Regions from separate parts of the Homo sapiens genome. Here region 2 is linked to region 1. Evidence: read pairs that join two places in POLR2A ChIA-PET (ENCODE). Cell type or tissue: CD4-positive, alpha-beta T cell. All regions are shown on one strand.

What was found. ChIA-PET counts read pairs that join two places held together with the same protein. Peaks named below come from ENCODE experiments on the same cell type or tissue, not always from the same donor. Only the 100,000 strongest peaks of a DNase experiment are listed, where the experiment ranks them.
Region 2: POLR2A ChIA-PET joins it to region 1 with 5 read pairs; 2 of 35 experiments call an interaction of 5 or more read pairs at or near these places.

The regions. Positions count from the first base shown.
Region 1 is chr2:55,363,142-55,367,141 of GRCh38, reverse strand. It overlaps CCDC88A (coiled-coil domain containing 88A), which reads left to right. Exons shown (of 33, transcript NM_001365480.1): 6 at 3,109-3,192. Among named protein-coding and RNA genes, the nearest start is that of CCDC88A, 55 kb to the left of the region's middle. In CD4-positive, alpha-beta T cell, no CTCF peak of the experiment used is centred here; no DNase peak of the experiment used is centred here.
Region 2 is chr2:55,061,650-55,065,649 of GRCh38, reverse strand. It overlaps a transcript of RTN4 not described here. Among named protein-coding and RNA genes, the nearest start is that of RTN4, 13 kb to the right of the region's middle. In CD4-positive, alpha-beta T cell, no CTCF peak of the experiment used is centred here; a DNase peak (open chromatin) is centred at 2,229.

The sequences.
Region 1 (4,000 bases):
TATTTCACTTAGCGTAATGTCTTTAAGGTTTTTTCATGCTATAGCATGTGTCAGTTTCCTTCCTTATTAAGGCTGAATAATATTCCATTATTTATATATGCCAAATTTTGTTCATCCATTCATCATTGATGAACACTTGAGTTGCCTCCATTTTTTGGCCCTTGTAAACAATGTTGCTATGAACATGAGTGTACAAATGTCTGTTTGAATCCCTGCTTATTGCTCTTTGGTAGAACTATGATTTGTTTAGACCTATATTATCGGTTTTCTTATTTAAAACACTATAATGTGTTCCTTGTCTTATTATTTTCTTGTTCAATAGCTTGTTTTGGGTGCCATTTCCTCTATTTTAGTATAGCTTTTCCATATAAACCTGTCTTCTTTCTTTAAGATCATAGAGCAGGTATTGAAAATATGAGGAATTTGAGGAATAAAGTATTAAGGGCTTAAGATCTCTGGTAGAAGATGTACAACTTTAGGGTTTATGCATATCTCTCCCACCCACCTCCCACCCTAATCACTTTTTTTGCTTTTTTCCTATGTCCAAGTTTCCACATCATATCTTGTGTGTGTGTGTGTGTGTGTGTGTGTGTGTGTGTGTGTGTGTATGTGTGTGTGACAGAGTCTTGCTCTGTTGCCTAGGCTGGAGTGTAGTGGCGCAATCTTGGCTCACTACAACCTCCGCCTCCTGGGTTCAAGCAATTCTTCTGCCTTAGCCTCCCAAGTAGCTGGGATTACAGGCGCCTGCCACCATGCCTGGCTAATTTTTTGTATTTTTAATAGAGACAGGGTGTCACCATGTTGGCCAGGCTGGTCTTGAACTCCTGACCTCAGGTGATCCAGCTGCCTCAGCCTCCCAAAGTGTTGGGATTACAGGCTTGAGCCATCACGCCTGGCCTCCATGTCGTATTCTTAGAATATCATGGTAATCTACTGGCTTAGTAATCAGTTACTATAATACAATAGAGTTAAAAAATTAATTTTAGTGCCCATGATAGTTTAAGAACTTTACATAAAGATAAGAGAGCTTAATTTTAATTGGAAAAAACAATTTGCTGATATTATTTAGTCTTCACAGCTGGTATTAAGCTATATATCTGTTTTTAACACCAGACTTTCTCATGCTCTGGAGCTGGCCTATTCAATACAGTAGCCACTAGCCGCATGTGGCTATTTAAATTAAAATTAATTACAATTAAATTAAAATTTCAGTTTCCCAGTTGCACTAGCTACATTTCAGGTACTCAGTAGCTGCATATAGCTAATGATCACCGTATTGGGCAGCTCTCATATAGAAATTTGATCTGATTATTCAGCTTCAAAGTGTGAATATTTTATTCTTTTTTCCATCTTGACAGTCTTTCTCTTTTTTAGCCTTCAAAAGCCTATGAAATTTATTCTGTATCCTTAGGGAAGCCCAACCTGTTTATAAAACATTTTGAGAATGCTTAGCTTCTAAGAGTTAAATTAAGGTGTGAGATTTAGTAGAAATCGTGTGTGTTACAAGAGTAAAGGGAAAATTTTCATTGATTTGTGTTGAGATTGTGCTAAAGGACGAGCTCCTAAAGATAGTACAAGTAAAAAACAAGTGGCTCTGGCTTAGAAAAGGGAAGTATATCTATTTAGTCTAAACTGAAGGCAGAGAAAGATACGGCAGTTGAATTAAGGAACTCTTTGGTGAGTCATAGTCATTACCTTTGATAATAATTATGCTGTTTTGTGTTCTGATAGGTTCAGAAACTGTGTAGGTCAACAATTTTGGTAGTGTTAAATTTTAAAATTGATGTTACTATACCTGAAAAGTTAATTATGTTATATATGCTATGAATTTATGATTAGAACGTAATTCTTAATTGTTCTTACAAGGCCTGTCAAGTATTATTTGCTAGAAAAAAATTCTTGAGTTTAAACCCACTAAGTTTTATTCCATCCACCCAAAACTCTGACTTCCTAATCACAGCTAGGAATTATACATTTCTGGTAATTTAGTTTTAACCATTTTATTATCCTAATAATTCTGTGTTTACAAGATATAGAACTTTCTGCATTGATGGAAGTGTATTTAAATTGTATAGTAGTAGAAAATATAGCATTACAGTTTGATAAAATAAACACGTAAAGCATAAATCAGAGCCTTATAAGTTTCATGATCAAAGAGCTAGTTTGTAATTTTGTGACTATATTGTCCTCACTAGTAGTTCAGTAATTGGCCCAGGAGATGCATCTAAGTTAGACAAGGCAGTGCTGTCTATTTTGTAGGCACTTTGCATTTGTTAGCTGTAAGAATACAGTGATACTAGCAGTTGGTTTGCAGCATTAGAGATGTAGGTGAAGGTGGAGATTAAAATGCATGTTAAATTGTTAATGCTGACTGGAAGGAAAAGATTGTTTTGCATTTTAATATTTTTAATTTATATAAAGCTTTTTAAAAGTTACACAATAAAGAATTACCCCCTTTATTCCATTTGGTTACGTGTGTACTCATGTATATATTTTTTAAGTTTGCCTCTGGTAACTTTGCTCTGTTAGAAACAAATCAAATATTTATTAGATTATGTTATAAATGTTGAACTGGGCCACAAAAGTGGGTTTCTTTTATTAAGCTTGATAGGATGAAGATGTGAGAATGAATTGTAAGCTTGAAGTAAAAATTGCTTAAATTTTTTTTCCAAGAAGAAAGGCTGTGTTGTTTGGTAATAGTCAGGGACTGACTGAGCATTTTGGCTGTATTCCGAATTCTGCCACTGACTCACTGTGTTTTTTGGCAAGTAACTTATCCTCACTGAAACAAGTTCTTGATTCTTTACTTCTCTGTGTGTAAAGTTAGCATAATAATATTGTGCTAACCTCAGATGGGTTGTGTAATGGTTTCCCACTTTAGAACTTTCCAGCATAAAAATAGTATGGATTTTCAGTGCCTTGCTTTTTAAAATAATTATTTCTAAATTGTTGTTTATTAGGTAAGTATGTTGGACAATTTAAATGCAAAACAAAACTCTTACTATACTTTTCAAAATATAGCAAACCTCATAAAGTTTTAGTTATATATAACATTTTAAGGACCATACCCTATAAAGTATGAATAACTATTTTATTCATTTATTTTAGTGTCAGAAAAAAGAGGAATTTATTGAAAGAATTCAAGGTTTAGATTTTGATACAAAAGCAGCGGTTGCCGCACATATTCAAGAGGTAATGACATATATACAATTTTACGTGCTATTTATGAAGCTTGTGGTGTGTTTATTTGTCTATCTCCTAAAATACTTCAAAGTCATAGAATAAGCAAGAACAAATCAACAAATATAGATGGACCCTGCTTTTATACAAATTGTCTTCTCTTTAGAGATAGTTTCTTACACTTGGCACACTGTTAACTACAAATATACTCTTGCCTTTATTCTATAGTGACATAGGCAGAAAGTGTTATTTGAGGAATGAGGTATATGTCTTTGTTAGAATGGATTACAAAGCAGTAAATGGAAACAGCAGAAAGTGGAACACTGCTTGTAATTCAAAACGATAGTGAGGTAAGATGACAAGCTTAGTATTATTCCATTGATTTTCTTTTGAAAGAATAGATGCATAATTTTTATTAAAGATATTACTTGAATTATAAACACATTAATGATTTGTAGCATTCATATAAAAACTTAAGTCTAGGGCATATTGTGCAGTGTCAAATAATTGAAATTAAAATTTGTTAAGATTCATTTTAAAAGCTGCTGTTTCTATGTCTGTCTATTCTTGGGCTTTTAATCTTATAAAGACACTTTAGAATTAGTATGTTAAATTTTACATGTTGATTAGAAAAGGGAAAAGAAAATTTTTTATAGTGAAAATTGGTAGTATTTAAAATATTCTTTGTTCAAAAGACTTTTGTGTTCCATAGGACATCTTTTCTCTTATTTAGCATTTGTAAAGCCCAGATTTCTTATCAGTAACATTATTATCAACAATAAGCATATTAGTACTTTACAAGATGTAGTTTTATAGGTAG
Region 2 (4,000 bases), 300 kb after region 1:
TGTTCAACGTGGGTTCTCTAGGGTTGAGTTATATTAGCGTGTGTAGTGGTTTGCTCTTTTTATTGCAAACCATTTTTATAGTATTCCCTTACATGAATTAATCCATTCTACTCTTGATGAAAAATTTTTTTTTTATTTTATAAGTTTTAGATATTATAATAAAGCTGCCATGAGCACTTTTACATGTCTTTTGGTGGATATCCATTAATTTTCTTAGGTATGTTCTTACTTGATCTCATTTTGGTTTAAATGTGTTAATATGCCTACAAAGGCAGCCCTTCATAGAGGTAGTATAACACATTCATCACACTAGCAAATAGCAGTAGAAGGCAGATGGGATAAAACACAGAGATTATGAGTGCAATTTTAAGAAAGCTTTTAGTTATAGAAATGTAAAGAAAATGTGGTATAAATAAAAGCAAATGCTCTAGTAAAATGCTATTTATGTAAGCTGGATATTGGCATGCCAGTGGATTCTGATATGAAAAAACTCCCGTAGAATGCTGAATAAAGAAGACATCCTATGAGAGTAGAACCGATGGCTTTTTCAGGCTACAGATATCAACCAGTAACATACTCAACTTATCTCTGTAATTTTGCTTGCATTCTTTCCAGCATATGCTTACTGGCTTATTTGGGGTACAATGTTTACAAACACATATAATATAACACATGCATTCGAAATGGAAAATTAAAGCTATTAATTTATATTATTAATCTAATTTGATACCCTATCACTTTCATATAAGTGATTCCTTAAAAAGGAAAGTTATGTTAGGGAAAAATTCATATGTTTAGTTAATCACATAATTTAACAAAGTCTCAATTAACTGGAATTTTACATTATAATTAATTTGACTCATTGTTAACTAAAGATTAACCAGAAAACTCTATTTCTCACTCATGAACATTTTTAAGTAAGTTATTGTACTTTCACAGTCTCGGTATTTTTGTATAGAAATCCAACATATTCTTTAATGATTTAAGAATGTTTGTGTAGGCCTGGCGCATTGGCTCACACCTGTAATCCCAGCACTTTGGGAGGCCAAGGCTGATGGATCACCTGAGGTCAGGAGTTTGAGACCAACCTCACCAACATGGTGAAACCCCATCTCTGCTAAAAATACAAAAATTAGCTGGGTGTCGTGGCAGGCACCTGTAATCCCAGCTACTTGGGAGGCTGAGGCAGGAGAACTGCTTGAACCCGGGAGGCGGAGGTTGCAGTGAGCCGAGATCAAGTGCCACTGCACTCCAGCCTGGGCAACAGAGTGAAACTCTGTCTCAAAAAAAAAAAAAAAAAGAATGTTTGTGTTATCATTTTAAATATGAATAATTGTTGCCAAAGTGCTGTAGTTGGTCTGGGATGACTCTAGATGTTTCTTTTGAAAATAAATTTCTGTTATGTGTTTTCTTTTTTCTTTTCTTTTCTTTCTTTTTTTTTTTTTAAGACATGGTCTTGCTCTATTGCCCAGTCTGGAGTACAGCCATCATGGTGCCACTCCTGAGTTCAAGGAATCCTCCTGCCTCAGCCTCCTGAGGCACTGGGACTACAGGTACACACCACTACACCTGGCTAATTTTTAAATTTTTTTGAGGAGAGAGGGTCTCACTTTGTTGCCCAGGTTTGTCTTGAAATCCTGGCCTCAAGTAATCTTCCCACCTTGGTCGCCCAAAGTGCTGAGAGGACAGGTGTGAGCCACTGCGCTTGGCCTGCTTTCAGTTTTGTTGCCCTCTGTTCACCACAGAACAGTCAGAGTAACTTTTTTTTTTTTGAGACTGTCTCCCCCTGTTGCCCAGGCTGGAGTACAGTGCCCAGTCTCCGCTCACTGTAACCTCTGCCTCCCAGGTTCAAGCAATTCTCCTGCCTCAACTTCCCAAGTAGGTGGGACTACAGGCGCCCACCACCACGCCCGGCTGATTTTTGTATTTTCAGTGGAGACGGGGTTTTACCATGTTGTCCAGGCTGGTCGGGAACTGCTGACCTCAGGTGATCCACCCACCTTGGCCTCCCAGAGTGCAGGCATTACAGGTGTGAGCCACTGCGTCGGGCCCAGAATAACTAAAACATAATTCAGTGTTATTCTCCTGCTTACAACCCTTACCATTATGCTTGAAAAAAAAAGTCAACTCATTACTATGGCCTGCTAGTCCTAAATGACGTTGCATCTGCTAGCCTCTCCCCCACCATCTGGTGTCATTAAGTTCCAGCTACATGGCCTCCTTTTAATTCTGTGAACATGCCAAGCAAGCCCTTTCTACTTTACCACTTCCCACACGCAGTCTCCTCTGTTTAGGAAACTCCCTACCACCTCACACAATTTACTGCTTCTCAGCATTCTACTCTCCACTTAAATGTAACCTCCTTGCGAAGGCTTTCCCGCCTCACCTAAGAAGCCCACTATCTTCTATTCCCATCTTCTATTTTTTTAAAATATAATTTACCAAAATTATAATTATATGCTTGTTTTATTATCTTCTTTGCTGTGTCAGGAATTGGTTCAACTGCTGAAAAATATACAGTGGCTAAAAATGATAGTTCATTTTTCTCTCATATAAACGAAGTTTAGAGGCAGGTAGATCAAGGTTAGTATGGTAGCTCCATGGTCATAAGAGACCTAGGCTTCTTCCCTCTAGCTATTCCACCAAATTAAGCATATGGCTTCCACCTCACAGTCCAAAATGGTTGCCCCAGTTCCAGCCATCATGCTTGTATTCCATACAGCTGGAGTCAGGAAGGCAAATACAGTTTTTATTCAAAGTAATTGAGATTTTATACACACTGTTAAAAATTGAGGGTTCCTTAGTGAAATTATTGAATCAGGCAAGGATTTTCAATTGATGTTAAAATGACCAGGTAGATGGCTAATGATAAAGGACATTCATAAGGTGCCAAACAAAGCAAAACAAAACCTCTGCACAGATTACTTCTGTCCATGAAAGAACAAAGCTTTACAGTGAAAAAGTCAGGCTGTCATCACCTCAATCCAGGGGTCAGATATTCTGTGTCTCCTGATGTGATGTGATTTGAAGTACACAGTACTACTTGCGACACAATCTTGCCAAAAATGTTCAAATTTGAGTCTAATTGGGCCTTAATTTTGAAATGGGAAAGATTCCCTTGTCCCCCTCTCAGGGCATGCGATAGGAGTGTGGCTCCCCTCTTCAGTGCCCCGCTGCTCAAACCTCTAGGGGAGCACACAGACGCGCAGGCTGTGGGGCTCTGACCCCACGGCAGTGTCTAGGGGTGAATGTTTACAACTGAAGCCCCAGTGGGCGTGTTACGGGTGTTCTTTTAGTTTAGCCATCTGTAGGCGGCTTGTGTTAGTCAGCTCAATTAGACCCCTGCCTTATTGCAAGGACAGAGGGCTTTCTGTATCTCGGGGTTCCTGCCTTGGTGTACCGGAAGAATTGGATCTCATGTGGGTTTGGAGAATGAGTGCAAGGTTTTATTGAGTGGAAGTAGCTCTCAGCAGATGGAGGAGCCAGAAGGCAGATGGTTTTCCGCTGGAAGTCGGGCTGCTTGGCGGCCCGACTCTTCTCTGACAGCCCTGGCCAAACTCTGTTCTGCCGGTCAATGACCTGCCGGCGTGCCAGTGCCTGTCCGTGTGCTCTTGACGTGCTCTTGACGTGCTCTTGATGTCCTCTCGAAATCCAACCGCTTGTGTGTTCCTCCGCCAATGTGCTTCTCTCAACGTCCAGCCGTTTTTGTGTGTTTGCCTTGCTAGGGTCTCGGGTTTTTATAGGCACAGGATGGGGGCGTGGCAGGCCAAGGGGGTCTTGGGAAATGCAACATTTGGGCGCCAAGGCAGGAGTGCCTGTCGTCACCTAGGTCTATGGGCACAGGACCGGGGGTGGAGCCCTCGCCAGGGACCCACCTTTCTCCTCCCAGCACTTCCCTGCCCCTCTTCTGTATCAATTTGTCATAACATAATTTCAGCTTTACAGAAATCACAAGGGGAAGAGAAACAAGCTAACTGGTACCTTGACGAAGCAATCAAAC